Regions from separate parts of the Homo sapiens genome. Here regions 2 and 3 are each linked to region 1. A link is an interaction called in ENCODE POLR2A ChIA-PET data of the cell type or tissue named here. Cell type or tissue: OCI-LY7. All regions are shown on one strand. Each heading gives the region's core, and the rest is flanking DNA. Links, peaks and the distances in the headings are about the cores only. Region 1 overlaps SLC8A1 (solute carrier family 8 member A1). Region 2 overlaps SLC8A1 (solute carrier family 8 member A1). Region 3 overlaps SLC8A1 (solute carrier family 8 member A1).

Region 1 (7,757 bases), core at 1,494-6,493:
TTAAGTGTGAAAAAGGGTTTTTGTCCTGAGCGCAATGAGAAGCATTGGGAGGCTTTACGAAGAGAGACAATGGGATCTTCGCAGCTTCTGGGTAGAAAAGAGATCAAAAGGCACCTGGAGGCAATGGAGAAAAATGATCTGTGTACTGCATTATAACAGTTTGGTTTAGGGTCAAGAAGTAGAGATAAGAGGAGTGGAAGGATTTGAGAGATATTTAGGAAGAAACACATCAACAGGCTCTAGTAATGAATTGAGTATGTTACTGAGAAACCCCAAAGGGCAGAAATCATGTTGGGAAAACAAAGATACAGAGTATATGGAAATATACAATTTAAGTCCTATAATAGAGGCATGGATTCATTGCAGTAGGGGTACAAAGTAAGAAGCAAGTGTGTGCTTTACATAGGATAAAATATTGCTGCTGCAGCTTTTCAGGTAGGCTTCATTAAAAATCAACATCTCATCAAAAATATGCATTCTGGTTTTAAATATCTTTTACCCAGAGTTTAACTTAAAAAAAAAAAAAAAACAGATACATAATGAGTAACGGCTGTGCAAGAGTCTGTGGTAGGGCTGCTCTTGAAATGGAAAAGAAAGAGAATGTTTCTTTAGTGCCCACTGGCATGTGCCAGAAGTTTTAAGTGTTTAATTTATTTAATCATCCCAAAAACCTTACAAGGTCATGTTACTATCCCCATTTTAGAGGTAAGTAAAATGAGGCTCAAAATTGATTGAAGTTCCACGAAGACAGAAACCATTTTTATTTTGCCCCTCCACTCTATTCCTAATGCCCAGCACACTGTCCAGCATATGCTAGGCACTCCGTAAATAAAGGTTAAAACAGCTCCCAAGAGGTAGAGCCAAGTGCCAACCTTGCTTATCTAAATTTGGGATCATCATGCTACCATTTGTTTTTTTAATATATTGGATAGCAAGTACATTTAAGTTAAAGCTTTTTAAAAATAGAATTAGGCATAGTTTATATATTTATATGTGGTTAGGCTAACAGGTATTTATATAAGAGCCCTTTATCTGTGACAGGTGGTTATCCTCTACCTTATTGAATAACAAGAACAGTTAACACTTCCTGAGAATGTACTGTGTGCCAGCCTGTTCTAAGCACTTTGCTTGTATTATTTATGCCTCATTCTCAGCAACCCTACAGGATAGATACTATGATTTCTCTCACTTTAGACACTGGGAAACTGAGGTACACAGAGCTGAGGCATACAGAGGTTGAGTCACTTGCCCAAGGTCACATAGCTGTAAAGGCAACAAACCCAAGGAACCTAATTTTAGAATCTGCATCACACTCTCAACCCCTATGAGACAGAGCCCACTACTCCATGAGACTCTAGTTCTTACAAAGATCTCTCTAGCATTAGGGCAAGGTCTGCCCTCTTGCCATTGGTCCAGCACCCTCTGCTGGGGCCACACAGTGTTGTGGTTTATCAGGGCACCTCCTTGTAAATCTAGAAAATCATTCAAGGATAAATTGTGAGTCAGACATTTGGAGAGTCAGAATAAAATGAGCACAAAAAGAGCCTGTAGATCTCGTGTGGATCTCATTCCATGAAAAGAGCAAACTTACCCTGAGTCTTTAAATGTCCACTAGCAGGAAGCTATCATTTGTCTATGGTGACATCAGATAGAGTAGAGAAAAGAGGTGAAGAAAGGGACTTAGTAAGTTGAAGATTTCCCAACAGCAGAAACCATGGCATTCGGGTGTTAACAGTGAATTCAAGAGACCCTTGTTCATGAATGGAGTTTAATGGCTAAGATACTCTCTAAGCACACTAGGCAATCAGTGCTTGCTAGGAGTTCACATAATGAACAGGATGGTTACAACCAGACATCCAGGCATTTGATGTGTGCCGGTTACTTCAAGTGTCAAATTACTTACAAGTTTTCAATTGTGATATGTAAGAGGGCTTATTGCTATGATTTGGAAGATCAGTTGGGCACATGTGGGTCTATATATGAACACTTCACTTCTTCCAATACTTTAAAATTGTTATGCACATTAGTAGAGCTCCTGAAGGAGCCTTTTTTTTTTTTTGTTTTGGAATAGTCTTAATATTACTGTAAACACTTGAGAACATGTTCAGTATCTGGCCATTTCATACAAAGGGACCTCATCTGGTGCCCCATCAAGACAATCTGAAGTGCAATCAAGAACTCATTATGAGGTGGTCTAATCTGTAGGGTACCTCACTGCCTATAAACTAAGAGCAGCACGATGCTTCTCTACTGAATGATGTCATCTGCAGTCACTGGGAACACACGGAGGTAGACCAAATGCCCTATATGGTAAGTGGCCACACGTATCGGGTAGGAAGGATTGCCTCTGCCCAAATTCTAATATAAATGAGAAATAAATTCATTTACAAGAGAATATTATGCACTGAAATGCATAATTTTTCAATAATAATTATGCTAGATAGTCAGATGTTTATATCTTTTCTTTCCTTTTTTTTTTTTTTTTTTTTTTTTTTTTTTGGAGACAGAGTCTTGCTCTGTTTCCCAGGCAGGAGTGCAGTGGCACAATCTGCCTGCAACCTCTGCCTCCGGGTTCAAGTGATTCTCCTGACTCAACCTCCTGAGTAGCTGGGATTACAGGCATGCACCACCATGCCCTGCTAATCTCTGTATTTTTAGTAGAGATGGGGTTTCACCATGTTGGCCAGGCTGGTCTCGAACTCCTGGACTCAAGTAATCCACTTGCCTCAGCCTCCCATAGTGCTGGGATTACAGTAATGAGCCACTGCGCCTGGCCTACATCTTCTTATAATGACTAAGTTTGGAAGTAAGAGAAAAAATTGAAAGCCATTCTGTCTAATAGGTACTGGAAAATGGAAAAAGAAAAAAAGAAAAAAAAACTTAGATAGATAGATTCCAGGGACACAAAACCAGTGTTAGCATAAATAATGACAGCCCAGATTTATTTGTACTTAAAAAGGTATACAGGTAAATAATCTCAATTTAAAGTAGGAATAACACTTGCAAGACAAATTACCAACTACCAAAATAAAGAAAGGAAGAAAGAATGCATCATTGTGCTACTATTTTTTAATATATAGGGTAGCAAATTCAAAATATTTTAAAATGCTACACCACTTACCATTTAATCATTAATAATACACTATGTTAATAAAAATGATATATCTTCATGTGACAATTACAGTTGCAAATCAATACAGAGGTGTTGTCTTGGTGACTCAAATATCACAAAATGTTGTTGCCTTGGGTGGGTATAATATTCCAAAATTGGGAATAAATTTTGGTAAGTTTATAAACCAAATAAAGTATAATCTTTCCTCAATTTACATCATAGTTGCATCCCTCAAACATTTAGTACAAATTAAAACATTGTAAAAACTACATCTTTTTGTACAAGTTAAATTCTGTGTTCTCATAATTATAAACTGAACTTGTACTTCTGTGGATTTCTTGGGAATGCTCAGAGTGACCTAGAACTCAAAGAAATTTTTTGTTATTTGAGACTACCCCATGCAATACAGTTTATCTAGCCCCTTAGTTCTGACTAAATGTCCTTTCTGTTCCTCCTCAGTCCCTAGTATGACCATAACATGTCCCCATAAATATCCATAATCATTTCCCCACCACCCCTAGAAGGTACTGCTTTCATTCAGGACTACAGCTTACAACTCTTTTGTATCAAATTTGTACATCTGATCTAGAGGAATGAAAAAGGTTTTACTACTGAAGGTTGGTATTAGATGAGTCTTATAATCATTTTTCACCATATAAGTTAAGCTCAGAGATAAGATTCATTCAACATGCTTTATTTTTTTAATTTAAAGTTAAAGCTCATTGACAAAAGACTAAGAAACAACTGATAATAAAAAGTGCCTCCTCTCCCTTTTTCTGAAGTGGTTTCTAAAAGAACCACTGCAGGGATGATGATGATGATGATGATGATAGCACTAACATTTACTTAAACAGTTATTTTGTGTCACTACTAAACTATGTGCTGTAAATGCAAGAAAGCTACAAAACAGACCTCCAAACTCACTTGTGGAGCACTTGTGAAGATTAGAGATGATCAATGAGAAATAAACTGGCACATGGTAAATGATTAAAAACAAAAGCTATCATTATTATTAAATCCCAAGCTACCCTGAAGCAGTAACTCAAAAAACCGTGCCTTACCATTATGTCAGTTGTTCAGTAGTTATTTATTTATACCACAGACAATATGTTTCTTAAAATATGCATGCAAATAAGCCCATCAGAGCAAAAGACTTCCTTTAAATTTGCCCCTTTGTGGCAGGTAATAATGACATCGCCTCGCTTGGATGATTAATAACCAGTTGTTATGAGGACTGTGCCTACTGACGCAAATACAGCATTGTATTTGGGCCCTGAGTTATAACATTCATTTCTTTAAGGCTGATTGACTCTGAACAGTCACATTATTTGCTTGTTGAGTTTACGCAAGACGTTTTTCCAAGGGAGGTTTATTTATTTATTTATTTAGTGGCATTTACATGTGTGCCTCTGACTTCGGGGAGAAAAAAATGAAAGCACAATGTAAGTAGTCTAAAAAAAGGGCTAATCAGAATAACCCTGGATGTTTTTTCACCATGTTACCTCTGTACTCATATCACTATAGCCAATTTTTAATTAAAAAGCTTTTATTTTCTTTCAATAGGATAGTAAAAATGTGCAACTGCCTGATAAGTATTTGCTCTTAGTATAGCACACTTTTCAGATATTTTTAAAGAAGTATCAGATAATTAAAACAAAACATATAAAAACATATCAGCTGATATTATTTTCTCAATGCTCAGTATATGAATTAACTGATGGGAATATAGAGAAACAAAACAATTTAGAAGAAAAATAGCTCTTAAGCCATCAAGTTTCAAACATTTCAAACTCACTGGAATTGTGCAATCACTACGAGTTTGTGTGTGTGTTTGTGTGTGTGTGTATGTTTAGGGTAATACACTTTATTGATTCATTAAAAATGTAAGTACAGTAAGCTGGAAAGTATGGCAAGTAAAACAAAAAAAAAACAATTAGAAGATTTCTATGAAAACTTTACAATCTAATAAAATTGAATCCTTTTTTTTTGTTGTTGTTCTCTCCCCAGGCAATTATTTTGCTCTGTTCACATGTCTTCACAAAATACTTTCAATTTTATTTTTCCACCCTCAGATAAACAGATTCCTTTTGTTCGGCAGATGAGAAACGTACCAGCTGTTAGTACTACTATATCCATCCATTTACTAATATTTAATGAGAAAAAATTTAACTCCATTTTCAGCCTTTCTTTCCCTCTGCTCATTAAAGAGAAGCCTGCCCTCCTGGAAAGCCCTTACTTGTCAGCCCAGTTCTTGAATTATTTTTAAACAGAAAGTTAGGAGAAAATAATACAGTGATGAGGATAAGAAAGTGAAAGTGCTGCAATTTTTTTTTCTTTTAATTTTTTTTCTTGAGAAATGACAGGGAACAGCTTTGGAGTGTGTGCAGGTAACAGATGGAAGACAAAAAGAGGGATTTTAAGATTTGTTGCTGGGGCACATGTCTCTCTAATCAAGAAATCAAGTAAAGAACTGAGTTATTTTATGGTATTATTGTATTGCATGGCATGTATTCTTTCAACCCTGATGCCTCTCTGGGACTGGCCCACACTGGCCATGTTCTCCATGAGTTATTTATGGTACTTTACCATTTTTAGAGTGTATATAAATGCTTTACCTTATTTGAACCTCTGAAAACCACAGGGTAGGCAGGAAAGATATTATACCCACATTTTACATATGACTAAACCAAAAAAAAAAATGAAAGCGGGACAAGAATTCAGACTTTCTACCATAGAATTTGGTGGTCCTTCTATCAGCTATACATTGACATATCATATTTTTATACTTAATTTATTGTGCATTTGCTTCAGGGCTATATCTTTACACATCCAAACATCTAAATAACCTGTAGAAAATAAAATCAGTGATTTATGTGTTTACAATTATCCGAATATTTGGTATTCATATATAACAGAGAAATAATTAACTGCCCATTTCACTTTTCACCTAACAATCTATACCTTCTGTACTCTTAGAAGTAACAGCACTGCTCAAGAATCACTACGGTTGGGGGCAAGGTGAGGGGCTCTGAATCCCATTTGGAAGCTTTCTTCAGAAATATTGCTTCTTGTGCAGAAGTCATGGGTCAGGTTTTCTGTTTGGTTGATGACCTGTCTATACCTACATTTACACACACAAACATGTCATTCATTTGCATTTAACTTGTCAGTCTAAAACTTGCTTATTTGGCCAGGTGCAGTAGCGAGCACCTATAATCTAAGCACTTTGGGAAACTGAAGTAGGAGGATTGCTTGAGGCCAGGAGTTCAAGACCAAACTGGGCAATACGGTAAGATCTCACCTCTACAAAAAATTAAATATATATATGCATGATGGTGCATGCCTGTAGTCCCAGCCACTAGGGAGGCTGAGGCAGGACTGATTAAGCCCAGGAGTTCAAAGCTTCAATGAGCTATAATGGCACCACTGCACTCTAACCTGTGTGACAAAATAAGACCCTGTCTGAAAAAAAAAAATCATTTTTAAGATTAAGAATAAAAAAATTTGGATCCAGAGAACTAGGACTTCATTCTTCTTCTGTACATTATGAGCTACCTGAAAACTGGTGATGAATATGCTTCCTTTATCTCTACATTCTCTATTTGTAAAATGGGGATAATAAGAGCACCCACCTCATAAGGGCACTGTCAAATGGGCTAATACACATGAGTACTTAGAACAACATATAGTATGCACTCAACAATGTTAACTTTTTAACATTATTAAGTTTTATTATGTTACAGTTGCTAGTGCTTGCTAAAATAGTGCTGACACATGGTAGTCACAAAATAAGTGTTATTGTGGTATATGTTAAATGAATCTCAGTTTTGCCAATGTGTGATCTTGGAAGAAGTTACTTCACCAGAAAAATAAGAATATAAAACCCACAATAATGACAGCTGCCTGACAAGGCTATCGTGAGGAACAAATGGAATAATATGTCAGAAATGCTTTATAAATTATAAGGTGTGAAATAAATGCTAATTACCATGTTTGTTCTCTAACTTTATCCTCACAAATAGGCTGTTCTGTAGATGCAATTATCCTCATTTTATAGAGGAGGCAACAGGCTTAAAGAGGATTATATAACTCGCTCAAGGTCATTTAGATGGTTTGGAGGAAAACACAGATCAAAAATTTGGTCTTTTTCTGGCCCTTTAACTCCAGTACCTTCTTTACTATCTCTGTTCCATACAGAGATATGATCTCCCTACAATGTTATTTCTGAGTATTCTTATGCTTTTTTTTTTCACAAATGCCATTTGAAAATGTTGATGAAAATATACTTTACATTTTATGGATATTTTGCCATCGCCAAGAAATTTAAAAAAGAGAATGTGGCAGCAATCCCATGGCAGCAACTAACAAGTTGAATCAATCCAACATCCTCTGAACAGGATTTCATCTTTAGTTTTAGGTTCGGTATATTAAAAGCAAGCATCTTAAAATTCCACCTGAGATTAACCTTCAGCATCTGATTTTTAAAGTTTTGAGGGTGTGGTTGTCAAAAAAATGAATTACTGAGGTTCTGGGTGATTTCATAGGGATTTTTCATAAAAACCAAAGAGTCATAAGATCTTCCTAGAGAGGCCAGCCCCCAACCTGCCAGTGTGCTGATCCCCAAAGACAAGCTGTCACTTTGCAA
Region 2 (7,757 bases), core at 1,444-6,443, 210 kb before region 1:
TCTTGGACCCAGTGATGGCACATTGTTTGCAGAGCAGAGCTGCTGCCACCCCAGACAAAACTGCGTTAGAGACACGACTTCGGGCATACAAATAAGAGTGCTGAATCATTCTAGAGCCCTTCAATACGGTGTTTTCCTCAAGATTTTATAATACGCAATTTAAGAGAAGAACAGACCAATGAGCCAATATTCTTTTCAGAAACATCAGCTAAAGCATATCCAGAGGCCAGAAAATAATTGCTTTTTTTCTCCCACCCTCTCGTACTTCCACCTTTGTTTCTGGCCTGCCTTGTTCTGGAAGTGGAAACTGTAGCTACCTGATTCAACATTTTCTCCTGCTACTGCTGCATTTTTAGATCGACAGATATCCTAAATTTGCTTTGCTCACCTACTAGTATGTCCCTAGAATATCTCCCATAAATAGTTTATATCTGGAACTTACTCTGTCTTTCTTCTTAGTCATGTCCTCCGCTTTTCCTCTTAGGATCATCATTATCAGCTACATAACAGTGAAATTTTACTAAGAATACTTAAGAACACTGAGAGAAAATGTCATTTTATATTTGCATGTCCAATTTGCAAATACACAGATAAATATATCTTATGTGTACAAATATGTGAAAGTTCACATCTCCATGTCAAGTGATATGAAGTTTGACATAGAGAAAACAAATGTCTCAAACTCCTTTTGAAACATGGCGTGTGTATGGTGCGTGTGTGTGTGTGTGTGTATGTATTTATATAGATTGTTTTCTAGATCAGACACAGTATGATGATGTCTTTTAATCCAGTTATATACGGATTGGAAAACTTTAATTCACAAATAAATGTATTCATTCTTTATAAAACAAAGACTTAGCATTGCCAAGCGCTGTCTTAGTGCCAAGCACTGTCTTAGGTGTTAGAGAAATAGCGATGAACAGGGCAGATTTGCGGTTGTTGTTGTTTTTTTTTATTTAGATTCTTCCTACTTCTAAGAGGACTTGAGCAGATCTGTTCCTATTAATAGAGCATAAGATATTTTAAGACAAAAATAGGACAAAAAATGTCTGAAGCAGAAATAAAGGATGCTTTTAGTCACCTGAGTTGACTGAATTTTGAACACGTAGATTAAAAAAAGACTGTGCTTTCCAATGGCCAAAGCAATTTAGAAACCATTGAATTATATAGTTATGATCTTCCAGTTGCAAGGTGACAAAAATTAATTTTCTAGGGAAAAAAGCTTCTCTTTAGGAATTTATCATGTTTTCTTTAAAGTTTAGTGAGTGGCATTGTGAGGTTTTATAAAAGATAAAGTACTAGTTTTCAAATGTCATACATTAAAGATAAAAATTAAAATTACAGATAAGTTAAACTCCAATGAGGGCAGTTTTAAAAGAGGCTCTGATAAGAACTTTAAGATTTACTTTGTGATATCCAATTCTCATCAAGGATGAATGGCTATTGAATTCACTTAATGTGACCATTAAACAGTGTATTTTAAGCACCAAATGTCTTAAGTGACATATTGTGAAGTCAGTGTAATTACACACTTTAACATGTATTCTAAGGTAGGTATTGCATCTTGATTAAAGTTAGAGTCCTAAATTTCTTTCTTTTTATTAATAAAAAGGAAATTCTTTATTGGGGGCATGACATGCACAGAAAGTATGTATTTCTTGAAAGGTACTTGAATCTTTTGTATCACTCTCTTACATAAATTCTGGTGCAGCAAACAACCTTCCAATATATAGTTGTTTATGTGCAATGAATACAGGTTAGAAAAACCTCCAACATAGTAAAACAACAGATAAATAGAGTTAATGTGAGGCAGAAGAACAGGCGTGAGACTTGTAGTTTGGATACTACCTCTGCAGTTTTTTGTTTTGAGACACAGTCTTGCTCCGTTGCCCAGGCTGGAGTGCAGTGGCATGATTTCGGCTCACTGCAGCCTCTGCCTTCCAGGTTCAAGTGATTCTTGTGCTTCAGCCTCCCTAGCGGCTGGGATTTCAGGTGTGCACCACTACGCCTAGCTAATTTTTTTTTTTTTTTTGTATTTTTAGTAGAGACAGAGTTTCGCCGTGTAGACCAGGCTGGTCTCAAACTCCTGGCCTCAAGTGATCCACCAGCCTCAGCCTCCCAAAGTGCTGGGATTACAAGTGTGAGCCACTGCACCTGACCTCCTCTGCAGTTTTGAATAAGATGGGTCTACCAAGAAAAGCAGGGTGGCAGCTTGGGTGGGACACTCAGCAAGACCTGGATGTGTAATAATTACACAGAAGCCAGGCATGGTGGTGCCTGCCTGTAGTCCCAGCTACTCAGGAGGGTGACACTGGAGGATCACTTGAGCCCAGGAGTTCAAGGGTACAGTGAGCTATGACATGCCACTATGATGTGCCACTGCAGTCCAGCCTGGGCAATGGAGGAGACCCCATCTTTTTTAAAAAAATAGAAGAGAGACTATAACTGAGATTTCAAATTTCCAAATTCAATTTTGTCAGTACATTTCAAACCGAGAAAATGTCCTAAATGTAATGAACTAGCTTACATTTTAAAAAAATATCACTTACAAGGATGGATTGGATAATTTAAAGATACCTGTGAAGTAAAATTAGTAGTAATTTGTGTGATAATTTAGAACTCTAAATTTCAAATAGCAGTTACACGGAAAGCAAGTTGGCATTTTATTTATGAGAATGAAGGGTCTTTAAGAGACCCTTTAGTATTTCCATGTCCTAAAGACAACTCACAAGGTCATCTCTTCTAATGCTATTAACTCACAGGGGAGGTTAGAGGTCTTGTCCAGAGCCCCATAACTAATTGGTGGCTGCACCAGAATTCATTGAACTCAAGTATCTAGAGAAGCCAAAGATTCCAACAAATAAAGAATTTAAACACTTTATTTGTCATCCATGTTATATGTACTCTGTATCACAGAGAATGGGAATCTTTTAACTCTACACTGAAACAAGGAATAAGAGCTAAGTTGGATGGCAGCAGTGTTGCTCATATCTCCTGTTGGTTTCAAATAACTACTATTTGACCTTTGTTCCTACCTTTTTCAAGCATGCCAGTGATTCCAAGCCTGAAACAACCTACCTACCTAGATAACTAATAATATCACAGAGAAAGAGCAGGAGCTTGGAGAAAAGGCTGGGCATTGATTCCATTTTGTTTCATAAGACCTGACACAATTTCTAGCTCCAGATATAAATACAATTCCTACACCACAAAAACATTCCTTATGATGGGATTTAGTCTGGACTTTCTAGGAAATCCAGTAACTGATCCTGCCTACTTTCTAGGACTGATTCTATTCTTCCTGGTCCTTCTGCACTTCTGTCCCAGGCTTGCACACTCATTTCCAAACCCTTACCTTCCCCATGTGTAACTGAGATTAAAAGACTTGTTAACTTCATCCCTTTTGTCCTGAATTAACTCATCTGAAATGTGAGCACTTGAAACCTAAACTAAAGTTGTAGGAGGAACACCTAGGATTGAGCTGAAAGCCTACTGGAATTAGACTCACGATGATGGGGTTTCATATTCCAGCTAATCACTTGCTAGTTGTGTGACCCTACACAAGTTACGTAACCACTCTGGGCCTCAGGATCCATAGTTGTTAACTTTGGGAAAAATGACATAGCTCAGAATATAGGTGAAGAACAGAAATAATGCCTACAAAGTACCAGCCATGTCATAGAAGCCAAATGGTAACATTAAACAAAAAGTGGGCCACAATTTTTAATTTATTTTTATTTATTCTTTTTTTTTTTTTTTTTTTTTTGAGACGGAGTCTTGCTCTGTCACCCAGGCTGGAGTGCAGTGTTGAGATCTCGGCTCACTGCAAGCTCTGCCTCCCGGGTTCATGGCATTCTCCCGCCTCAGCTTCCCGAGTAGCTGGGATTACAGGCACCTGCCACCATGCCCGGCTAATTTTTTTTCTTTTCTTTTTTTTTTTTTTTTGTATTTTTAGTAGAGATGGGGTTTCACCGTGTTAGCCAGGATGGTCTCGATCTTCTGACCTCATGATCCGCCTGCCTCAGACTCCCAAAGTATTGGGATTACAGGTGTGAGCCACTGCGCCCAGCCAAAGTGGGCCACAATTTCACACTCATATGTCTTTGACAAAGTTTTCTTTTTTGTTTTTGGAGTTAGGGTCTTACTCTGTAGCCTAGGCAGTCTAGTGGTGCAATCACAGCTCACTGCAGCCTTGAACTCCTGGGCTCAGGTGATCCTACTGCCTCAGCCTCCTGAGTAGCTGAGACTACAGGCATGCACTATCACACCCGGCTAATTTTTTATTTTTTTGTAGAGATGGGGTTTCACTATGTTGCATAGGCTGGTTTTGAACTCCTTGGCTCAAGTGAGAAACTTTCTTAGGACAGTTCTACCTACTTTTGCTCATGAGACTAGCATCCTTCTTCATGAACCTCAGTCAACATATGATTTTAGACAAAGGAAAATTATGAATGTTGATATCACATAAGAAAAAGGGCAAAATGAGAAATCCCATTGGTAACACCCTCCTCCTTTTTTTGGTTGTCTTCTAGACACACTGAGGCTATGTCAAATCTGACACAGCAGAATTATTATTATTATTATTATTTTTTGAGATGGAGTCTCGCTCTGTCACCCAGGCTGGAGTGCAGTGGTAAGATCTCTGCTCACTGCAAGCTCTGCCTCCCGGGTTCACGCCATTCTCCTGCCTCAGCCTTCCTAGTAGCTGGGACTACAGGCACCCGCCACCACGCCTGGCTAATTTTTTGTATTTTAAGTAGAGAGGTGGTTTCACCGTGTTAGCCAGGATGGTCTCCATCTCCTGACCTCGTGATCCACCTGCCTCGGCCTCCCAAAGTGCTGGGATTACAGGCATGAGCCACCGTGCCTGGCCCTAGCAGAATTTTTAACTGCTTAAATTGGATTTTCAGATGACCTAAGGCTACCACAAGGATTAAGTAATGACAATTTCCCCATAGTAATGATGTTCAATAACAGACGAGATGCTGAAAAGTCTCCTGCTTAGACCAGATTTCACGGCAATCCCTTGAAACTCATTTGAGGTACCATTTTTATTAAGACTTTTAGAGTAGATTAGCCTTCAGGCTGATAGTCAAGTGAATTATTGTCCAGGGGACCACTGAGTTGACAGTATTTTATATTAAATAATTGAGGATATTAATCCACAAAGCATGCATGGATGGACTGATGACAGAAGCGTCCTTTAAACTGAACTAGTATCCATATTGGACTGGTGGGCTAAGGTGACATGCCCTCTACTTATTTATTTAGCTGGAACTGGGTCACTTTAATTTGCTGTGAAATGTAGTGAGTGTGGACAGGTCAGCAGCATGCACCAGCTGGGCCTCATGTAGAATGTCTTCCCTTGTACTGTAGAAGATTCCACTGGCATTCCCGAGATCCAATTATGTAACAGGAAGATAGGCACTTCTGAATCATCATCTCACTTGGCTTTCTTTGAGGCTAAACTTCAACTCTCCTCTAATCCCCTTCCTTCTAGAAGAACAGAAGTGAAGTGTATGCTGCTATTGTGCTGAATATTTAGTTTAGGCAAGCCAGAGGATGGGCAAGATATGCTTTTCCATTGTCAAAATCCAACGGGCCATGAAGCAAAATCCCCATCAGGGCTACTGTAGGACTATAATGGCCATCGACAGAGCTCCCATGTTTCAGTATTGGATGGTATCTTAGAGCTAGCCTAGTCCAACTCTCTCCTTTTCCTGATGATGAAACCAAAAATCAGAAGTGTTAAATTCTTTGCCAAGATTATACAGTTGGTAAGAGACAGAACCAAAACTGCTGGAGTTTTTTTTTTTTTGAGTCACTTTTGAGTATTCTTTCGTTATAAAGATGCCAATACATACTATGTCTGATATGCAAATGGATATGTCAAAAGTAAAACAATTTCAGGAAACTCTTTAATGCTGGATATTTAACATTAGGTAAAAGAAAGAGGGAGGAGTGTGTTGACTTCAAAGAATGTCACAAATTACTAGGCAGGATAAGCCTATGGGTGCACCTAGGAAAACAAATTCTTCCCTTTGTTCTTCAGGGAATTGACTGGCATCCTCCCCAAGGAACTTGTGCACTGGACTATAAGGAGACCTAACAAATATTAAGGAAAAAAAAAAAACATTTCTATTTCAAGCTGCGGCTCCAATATCCAAACAAATATCTACTATATAATGTGCATGTCTATGTATGCATGTTTTGTGTATCTTTGTCTTTGTATGTGTGTATGCCTCTGTGTACGTGCATACCTGATTTGTATGTGTGTGTCTGTGTTCGCACAATGCATGCATGTCTCTGCGTACCTGTGTATACGTGTGTTCTACATGTGTGTTCACTCAGGCCTCATGCACAGCAAGCAAGTGCACCCTTCATGCTGGAGAGACTGTTGGGCTGATTTGTTGCCTGGTACTGCCCCTTAACAGTTTTGCTTCTTGAGCAAGTAGTTACATTGTTTTTCCAAACCTCAGTGTTCTTATTTATAAAATGGTATGCATGATACCATGAAAGAAAGAAGTTAACCAGTGTGTTTTTAGTCCCATAGCTATTTTATTAATTAAATTGAATTAACTGCATTTGCACAAAATTTGATCATATTTTATTATAGGTTCTATAATAGAATTGCCTCCCAAACAACCAACTTTGGCGTTTCCATGTACAGATGGCCTTTGTGAAAATGCATACGGTTTAAATTAATTCTTATGGCAGCTCTATGAATAAAGCAGTTATCTCTACTTTACATATGAGCAAACTGAGATTCTGAGGTGTGAGCGAACTGAGATCTTGAGGTGTAGTAATCTTCCTGGAGTCATCCAGGGAGGTTTTGGAAGGCAGGGACACAAACCCACACCTGTCTCCAAAGCCAGCCTTGCAATCATTCTCTCCTTTGCCTCACCTCTGCCCAAAGCTGTTGTGAAGAACAATATGGTGGTTGTGGAACTGGCACTGGCATCCTGGTTCCCTTTATCCAGCTAATGTTTGCCCTCTTCTCTGACACACTTGTTTCCCTTGATACCTCAGCTGGCACACGATTTTTTAGAGTCGACTCACCATTCTGCCCTGGTAGAAGGAGAGAGATTTGGGAAAAACTCAAACTGGACAGGGAATGCTGGCTTCATGGAGAAGGGCATATGCTGGCACACTTTAACAGCACCTCGTGGTACTGGACTTGCCTTGCAAGTTTTGACAGCCATTGAACTGCAGAACCCACTGTTCCTAGTGTTCAACCCAGGAAGAAACAGAAGGAGAACTGCCAGGATGTAACTGCTTAATCGCTTCCTAATCTCTGGATTCTCATAAATCCTTTAACTCTTCAAATATGGAATTAAAAGAACTGGGTTGGCAGAATCATTATGGTCACAGGAGGCCCAAGTACTGAGCTATGAAATTCAGAAAAAGCAGAGGGACAAGAAGATTGCCACAGGGTTGACTTTGAAACCAGTTTGAATACAGTTACTGAGAAAGAAAAGCAAATCCCTATTTACAAAATTATTATTTTTGTTTAGCGAGATATATTGAGTTAATTTTGCACAGAAAATTGCATAGCAAAGAAACCTCTCAGTAGAGCCCTTTAAAAGCAATTTAATATTTGTAATAAGGCAAATTGTACTGACTCTCAACTATTTAGCCATGAAATTTTAAAATCCAATGAAAGTCTGACTTCAATAAATGCTGCTTTACAAATTTTATTGCCTGTGTAACAGCCTAAGAATACTGACATTCTTTAGACAGTTAAATTTAATCATAAA
Region 3 (7,757 bases), core at 934-5,933, 100 kb before region 1:
AATTGTCCTTTTTCTAAATTTGACCTTCATGAAATTCTCCAGTAACTTTTTCTGCTCTGTCTTCCTATCTGGTTGGATGGCAGAACCACATCTCCACATGGACACAGGACTGCAAGATTAATAAAGCATTTCCCGCAGCAAAGATAGATAATGCCTAAACTGTAATCACAACGACAGGAGTAGAGTGAGGAGGAAAGGAGAATGGCGGGTGCCTGCTCTGACAGGCACTACAGTTCCCTTCAACAATATACCAGCGTGGGTGATGCTGACAATAATTAAGCAAACAGAATGCCAAACAATTGTAAGAAAAGCTGTCAAACATTTTGTGTTATTATCCCCTGCACAGGCCTGTAATTTATCATCACAGAAAAAGCACATAAAGAAAAATCTCTAAACAGTGACATTTTGTTCAAATTACAACCCTTGGCTTCCCTGACTGCCTACAGACTGACATCTCCAAGGTCGGATGTAGTGCTCAGCAATTTGTTCCTTCATTAAGTGAGCATGTCTCTGGGATGGGTTCTAGCCACTGTGAGTGCTGGCATGCCAAGAGCAAGAACAAAGTACTTCCCAACGTGTGGGAAGCCACTTACCTTCAGACGTCAAAATGAAAGAAAGTAACTGACATTCGTATTTCCTTCTCAGATTGGTCCTAAAGCTTGAAATATGATCTCCTGCACCAAGGCTCCTACCTGTCATTTCTTCCTCCCTCTCCACCCAAAACCCTGCTTGGGGTTCTGGACTTGGCTAAAGTGTAAGGGCTTTGATCTTGTTGGTATAAACTCAGTCTTTACTGGCCGGGCACTGGTGGCTCACACCTGCAATCCCAGCATTTTGGGAGGCTGAAGACAGTGGATCACTTGAAGCCAGGAGTTTGAGACCAGCCTGGCCAACATGGTGAAACCCCCGTCTCTACTAAAAATACAAAAATTAGCCAGGTGTGGCGGCAGGCACCTGTAACCCTAGCTACATGAAAGGATGACGCAGGAGAATCACTTGAACCCTGGAGGCAGAGGTTGCAGTGAGGCAACATTGCGCCACTGCACACCAGCCTGGGCAACAGAGTGAGACTCCATCTCAAAAAAACAAAAAACAAACAAAAAACAACAAAAAACCCAATCTTCCTGATGATATCCCCCAATGGTTGTAATTGAACCAGAAAGAAAATAAAAAAAAAAAAAGGAAATACTTTTCTCATCCAGTTTCTTTAGAGTTTAGCACAGTTCTATAGATTAATTACTATAAATTGTGAGACATAAAGAGACCTCAGAGATGCTGAGCCAGTGAGACAGGTGTGAGGGTGTGAGGTGTTACTATTAGTACTTTGGAGAAAGTCCATAGGCAGTCTCCAACGTAGATTTCTGGATGGCTCAGAGTTGAAATGGACCCTAGAGGTAATAGAATCAATCTTTTCAAGTAATGAGAGAAATTCTGTCTGTGATATTCCTAGCTGATGTTCTGAGCTGGACCACTTCCAAGGATGGAGATAATAGAAGCCTTCCATTACAAATACTTGGCTGCTGAAAGACCTAAACATTTGAGTCTTCACTGTTTTCAACAGCTCCTTCCACACCTGTCCAACATAGAGATCCACTTAACAGAAGTCCTACCCTCTAGATATTGCCTTATTTGAAAAGGTAATATCTTTTAATCCCATTTCTTTCTATCCCATTGCCAGAGCTCTTTCCCATTGCTTTCTTCACTTTCTTCACAATCTTTTTTCTTTTTTAATTTTTAAAAATAGGGTCTCATTCTGTGCCCAGGCTGGAGCACAGTGATGCAACCAAGCTCACCACAACCTTGAGCTCTTGGGCTCGAATAATCCTCTGGCCTCAGCTAGGACTACAAGCATGTGCCACCATGCCCTGCTAACCCCATCTCAATCTTTATACCCATAAGAGAACCTTTTCTTAGAAGCCTCTTTTCTTAGGGTTTGGAGGTTGATTTACTATTGCCAATATAGCAAATCTTTATTTTCCTTAGGTTTATTTTGATTTTTTAAAACAATAGTCTTTTTACTCAAACTTTGGCAAAGAGTTTGGGCTAGTATACCAAGTAAATAAGCTTTAATTTTCTCTTGGCCATGTATCTTCTATTAGTTTCTGCATAAGACCCTCAGTGCTTCCATGTTTACTGCTCGCTGCACAGGCACCTCTCACTAGATGGCACTTAGGATATTTTTCAACCATCTTTCTGACCAAAATTGTATGTGTTCTATGTCTCATCCCTAAGAAAGTTGATAGTGAACTCAATTGGCTGATTACAAGTACAGTGTGAACAACTTATACCTGAACACTTTAAATATATTGCAACCTAACAAACACATTTACATATCAACAATGACTCATTTCCTTAGTCCAAGAAAGTGAACACAGGCTTGATTCTCTCTCCCAACACCCTCCCCTCCTTTTTTCTCTCTCTTTCATTCCTTATAATAGACAAATGTGAATTATCTTCACAACCTGTTCATTTAACTCTGTCAAGCTATTCCTCAAGGACAAACCACAAAAGGGAACCAGGGAAGGGCTGTTCAGAGCTCACTGAAAATCCAGATCAGCTACAGAGGTCCTTAGCCCATAGAAGATAGGTCTGTGGTCTCAACTTGGAATATAAATAACAGCTTCTTTACCAACCTCACCAAATCGACTTTTAATACCTTTTTTTCCCATAGGCTTCCAACCTACTCTGATTGACTTAGGCTGATCAGAAACAAAACTTTAACAGTAACGTCTAAAATAAGTGAACTTTGTTTTATAAGTCTTCCTTCTTGCCAAAGCTGATGACTAAATAAGTTCAAAGACATTTAAATTAATGTCAGTTATACCCACAGTCACTGGAGGAGAGGTAATAGGAATTCAAGCTTCCAGTAAAGAAAAAGAGGAAATGAGAAAGAAAAAGAGGTGTCTTTCAACTCTAGTTGTGATATAGTCTGCTGAATTATTGACCTTTCCTTTCAAAGATAAGAAAATGTGTATGTGGTTTTTTTTTTTTTTAATTTAGACTTCCTACGTGTAACTAAAATCTCTAAAACAAGGTGGCTTATTTTACATATCTGAAGAAAGTGAGGCATGCAATTTTCCCTTCCTCATAGTCCGACCTAAGAGTGTGTGGCAAACTTTGTAGAATTCTAAGTTTCCTTCAAGAACTTTTCATCTTATTTCCATCCACAAATTAAAAGGGATGGAATTACTCAATGTAGCCATAGCTAGGAATACAGTTTAGTGAAGAACAGGAAGGGAGAGAGACAGAAGGACTCCTACAGTTTTTCTTTACAATCTAAATATGTTAAATGCATGATGGAAGCAATGGAGCCAGGTCAAAATGGCACTTGCTGTGTTGTGAAAAATCCTGACTATGAGAATCTTCTGTAGTAGAAAGGCAGGTCATTCTATCACACCAACTGGAAGGCCAGTCTGGGGCGTGCTTGCTGGATGTGTGGAGATCAATTACCCACAAGTCCCTGTGGAGTCTCTTCCATAAGAAACTGGGGAAGCCCAGGCCATCAGTATTCTGCACACACACTAACAGCTTGTGCTTGCAGAGGCAATCATTTTTCAGCTCTTTTCAGATTCTCTTTCTTGGTTATTTTTCCATCTTGGCTAAAAGGGTTTCTCTTTTGTACCAAGCAGGGGCACCAATCTAACAGAATTTATTAGAAACTGCTCGATTGGGATTTTGCTGGAGTTCTACTGAGGTTGAAAATCTCAAACAATATGTGATGAAAATTTTAGGCTGTTTTGGGTGACTTCAATCCCAAGGTCTTTCTTGGCTGATTTGAGTTCCTTCTTTCAGAGATTTAGGCAATGTTAGTTTCAGATGGGAGGTCTGGTAGATCCTAAAAATGAGGTAGCTCTATGTCAGCCATTCAGTGGAGAAAGAGCCCATGCTACTCTGTATGACAAAATACTATGCCTTTATTTGCATACAGGTGTGAATGAATTATTTAAAGAGAAAAATGTGCGAGTGGGTACTGCGTAAGTGCCACAGTCGTTGCACTGTGCTTTTCAGTAAGTGTGAACATTTTCCTTCGCATGTCTTTTTAAGAGAAAGAGAAAATGATGATGGGAAGGATTTTGGGTAAGACAAGATTACTTTTCTACTATTCTTATCAAAATTTACTATTTTGTCTTCCTTTGTGTAGTACCTGTGTAATATTTGCTCCACAATTGTAAGCTCCTTGAAGACATGAAATGTGTCTTTTCACTTTTTTTTTTTTTTTGAGACAGAATCTCACTCTGTGGCCAGGCCGGAGTGCAGTGGTGTGATCTTGGCTCACTGCAGCCACTGCCTCCTGGGTTCAAGCAATTCTCCTGTCTCAGCCTCCTTAGTAGCTGGGACTACAGGCACGCGCCATCACGCCCAGCTAATTTTTGTGTTTTTAGTAGAGACGGGGTTTCACCATGTTGGCCAGGATGGTCTCGATCTCCTGACCTTGTGATCCGCCCACCTCAGCCTCCCAAAGTGCTGGGATTACAGGCATGAGCCACCGCACCCGGCCCTCTCTTCACTATTATATTGCCAATATTTATGATAGCTTTTGGTTTACTGCAAGAAACAATGAGTAAGTAGTTTGTCTCTTTAAACCAATGCTTTCCATTCTTCTCCAGGTGAGAGGTTGGTATAGATTTTTATGAGGCTTTATCATAACTAAACCCAGTGGTGGACTGAATAAGATCAGCTGGTAAATATAGTCTTTGATCCACTGGAAAATCCAGCAATATCTAACTTAAACAACAAATGAGCGAAATTCTAACATTTCTAGTATATTTGATCTATTGGTTTGTAAACCATCTTGAAGCCATGATATAGAAACACTAACTCTGTATTTTTATAAAAATAAAACATAAGGGTATGCATTTATTCATTCAAGAAACATTTCTTGAGTCCCTAATTGCACTAGGAACTGTTCTTGATTCATGATAGAATGTGACAGACAGGTTGTTCATGGAGATTTTGCTCGAGTAATGCATATATGGTTGGAACTGGTGGGCACGGAGTCCAAAATAGCAATTCTAGGCCAGCTTGCCCTAAACAAATGATACAGATATTATATGAGAGAGTTGCTAAAATTTGGATCATATTTAGCTCTCCTCCCACCTCTTTCAAACACTTACTAAGTTTAGGGAGAAATGTGGGAACATAGGATGAAGTGGCCACAGAGGTACCCAAGAATCAGTACAGTAACAATGTCCTTAGCAAATGGCCCTCCCGTAATTCCTAAGAAGGTAAAATATTTTAGCATTGAAATAACTTCATGACATGGCTATGCCAACTCTAAAATGGTTTCATCATGTAAACAGTCCTTCAGCGAATGACTTACATTTTGAAAAACCTACAGAGCAGAGTGAAAAGCATGGGCTGAGCAGTCAGCTGATGAGGATGACTGAAGCCATGCTCCACCATTTGCTGGTTGATTCAAGAGGAAGTCACTTAACCTTTCCAAGCCTCAGCTTCACCTGCAGAATGGCAATAATAATGGCCAACTTGTAGAGTTGTTGTGAATACAAAAATAATGCAGTGCATTTTTAGCATGATACATAACATATAATAGCAACACAGTGCTAGCTGTAATTCAATTGGAAAAAACTACTTTAAAGTTCATATGGAACCAAAAAAGAGCCCACATTGCCAAGTCAACCCCAAGCCAAAAGAACAAAGCTGGAGGCATCACGCTACATGACTTCAAACTATGCTACAAGGCTACAGCAACCAAAACAGCATGGTACTGGTACCAAAACAGAGATATAGACCAATGGAACAGAACAGAGCCCTCAGAAATAATGCCACAGATCTACAACCATCTGATCTTTGACAAACCTGACAAAAACAAGAAAAGGGGAAAGGACTCCCTGTTTCATAAATGGTGCTAGCCATTTATGGAAAACTGGCTAGCCATATGTAGAAAGCTGAAACTGGATCCCTTCCTGACACCTTATACAAAAATTAATTCAAGATGGATTAAAGACCTAAAACCATAAAAACCCTAGGAGAAAACCTAGGCAATACCATTCAGGACATAGGCATGGGCAAGGACTTCATGTCTAAAACACAAAAAGCAATGATAACAAAAGCCAAAATTGACAAATGGGATCTAATTAAACTAAAGAGCTTGTGCACAGCAAAAGAAACTACCATCAGAGTGAACAGGCAACCTACAGAATGGCAGAAAATTTTCACAACCTACTCATCTGACAAAGGGCTAATATCCAGAATCTACAATGAACTCAAACAAATTTACAAGAAAAAAACAAACAACCCCATCAAAAAGTAGGTGAAGGACATCAACAGACACTTCTTGCAAGAAGACATTTATGCAGCCAGAAGACACATGAAAAAATGCTCATCATCACTGGCCATCAGAGAAATGCAAATCAAAACCACAATGAGATACCATCTCACACCAGTTAGAATGGCAATCATTAAAAAGTCAGGAAACAACAGGTGCTGGAGAGGATGTGGAGAAATAGGAACACTTTTACACTGTTGGTGGGACTGTAAACTAGTTCAACCATTGTGGAAGTCAGTGTGGCCATTCCTCAGGGATCTAGAACTAGAAATACCATTTGACCCAGCCATCCCGTTACTGGGTATATACCCAAAGGATTATAAATCATGCTGCTATAAAGACACATGCACACGTATGTTTATTGCGGCACTATTCACAATAGCAAAGACTTGGAACCAACCCAAATGTCCAACAATGATAGACTGGATTAAGAAGATGTGGCACATATACACCATGGAATACTATGCAGCCATAAAAAATGATGAGTTCATGTCCTTTGTAGGGACACGGATGAAGCTGGAAACCATCATTCTCAGCAAACTATCACAAGGACAAAAAACCAAACACCGCGTGTTCTCACTCATAGGTGGGAATTGAACAATGAGAACACACGGACACAGGAAGGGGAACATCACACTCTGAGGACTGTTGTGGGGTGGGGTGAGGGAGAGGGATAGCATTAGGAGATATACCTAATGTTAAATGACGAGTTAATGGGTGCAGCACACCAACATGGCACATGTATACATATGTAACAAACCTGCACGTTGTGCACATGTACCCTAAAACTTAAAGTATAAAAAAAAAATAGAGCACACATGTCATTAATGACCATTAATTATAGCAACACCCAGAGGACAGCAGTACTGTATCATTTTGCAGGTAAGAAAACTGAGGCTTAGAGGGTGTTTATGAGCACAGGGGAAGATACACTTCACCTTTCTCTTGAAGTTATTATGTTGCCATGACTTGCTTTGGCTAATGAAATGTAAATGACAGAGGAATGTGTTGCTTCTTGGTGAAAATCTTCAAGTCATCTTCTCTTCACTGTGCCACAATGAATTATGTTTCAGAAGGCGGATTGTCCAGGATCCTGTATCCTGAATTAAGGACAATGTAGAGTAGACGATGGGCATGCAGCATGAGTAAGAAATAGATCTTTATTATTTTAGGTCACTGCAATGTTTACAGTTGTCCATTACAGCAGGATAACATAGCTTATTCTAACTTTCCAAAGATGAGAAACTATTAAGATCTAGCATTCAAACTCAGGTCTTATGGTATTAAGGCCAATGCTTTTGTACTACCTTACAGTACACTGCTTATTAGAAATAAAACACCCTGTGAATGTACCTTCCACTTCGAAGAAAATGGACTTTTCTGTTGCTCTTTGACTTAAAAAAAATTAAAAATTCTCTGAGCAAAGGTCAATGGAAAGGTAGCGAAAAAGTTGGTAGAGGTGGGCAGATAA

Evidence for each region. Peaks named below come from ENCODE experiments on the same cell type or tissue, not always from the same donor. Only the 100,000 strongest peaks of a DNase experiment are listed, where the experiment ranks them.
Region 2: POLR2A ChIA-PET joins it to region 1 with 7 read pairs; 2 of 35 experiments call an interaction of 5 or more read pairs at or near these places.
Region 3: POLR2A ChIA-PET joins it to region 1 with 6 read pairs; 2 of 35 experiments call an interaction of 5 or more read pairs at or near these places.

What each region holds. Positions count from the first base shown.
Region 1 is chr2:40,359,419-40,367,175 of GRCh38, forward strand. The region is part of intron 2 of SLC8A1 (solute carrier family 8 member A1); the gene reads right to left. Among named protein-coding and RNA genes, the nearest start is that of SLC8A1, 89 kb to the right of the region's middle. In OCI-LY7, for the core only: no CTCF peak of the experiment used is centred there; DNase peaks (open chromatin) are centred at 4,303 and 4,923; H3K4me3 peaks cover 3,093 bases; H3K27ac peaks cover 3,380 bases.
Region 2 is chr2:40,150,556-40,158,312 of GRCh38, forward strand. The region is part of intron 9 of SLC8A1 (solute carrier family 8 member A1); the gene reads right to left. The region is part of intron 3 of SLC8A1-AS1 (SLC8A1 antisense RNA 1); the gene reads left to right. Among named protein-coding and RNA genes, the nearest start is that of SLC8A1-AS1, 240 kb to the left of the region's middle. In OCI-LY7, for the core only: no CTCF peak of the experiment used is centred there; no DNase peak of the experiment used is centred there.
Region 3 is chr2:40,257,763-40,265,519 of GRCh38, forward strand. The region is part of intron 2 of SLC8A1 (solute carrier family 8 member A1); the gene reads right to left. Among named protein-coding and RNA genes, the nearest start is that of SLC8A1, 190 kb to the right of the region's middle. In OCI-LY7, for the core only: a CTCF peak has its summit at 2,109; no DNase peak of the experiment used is centred there.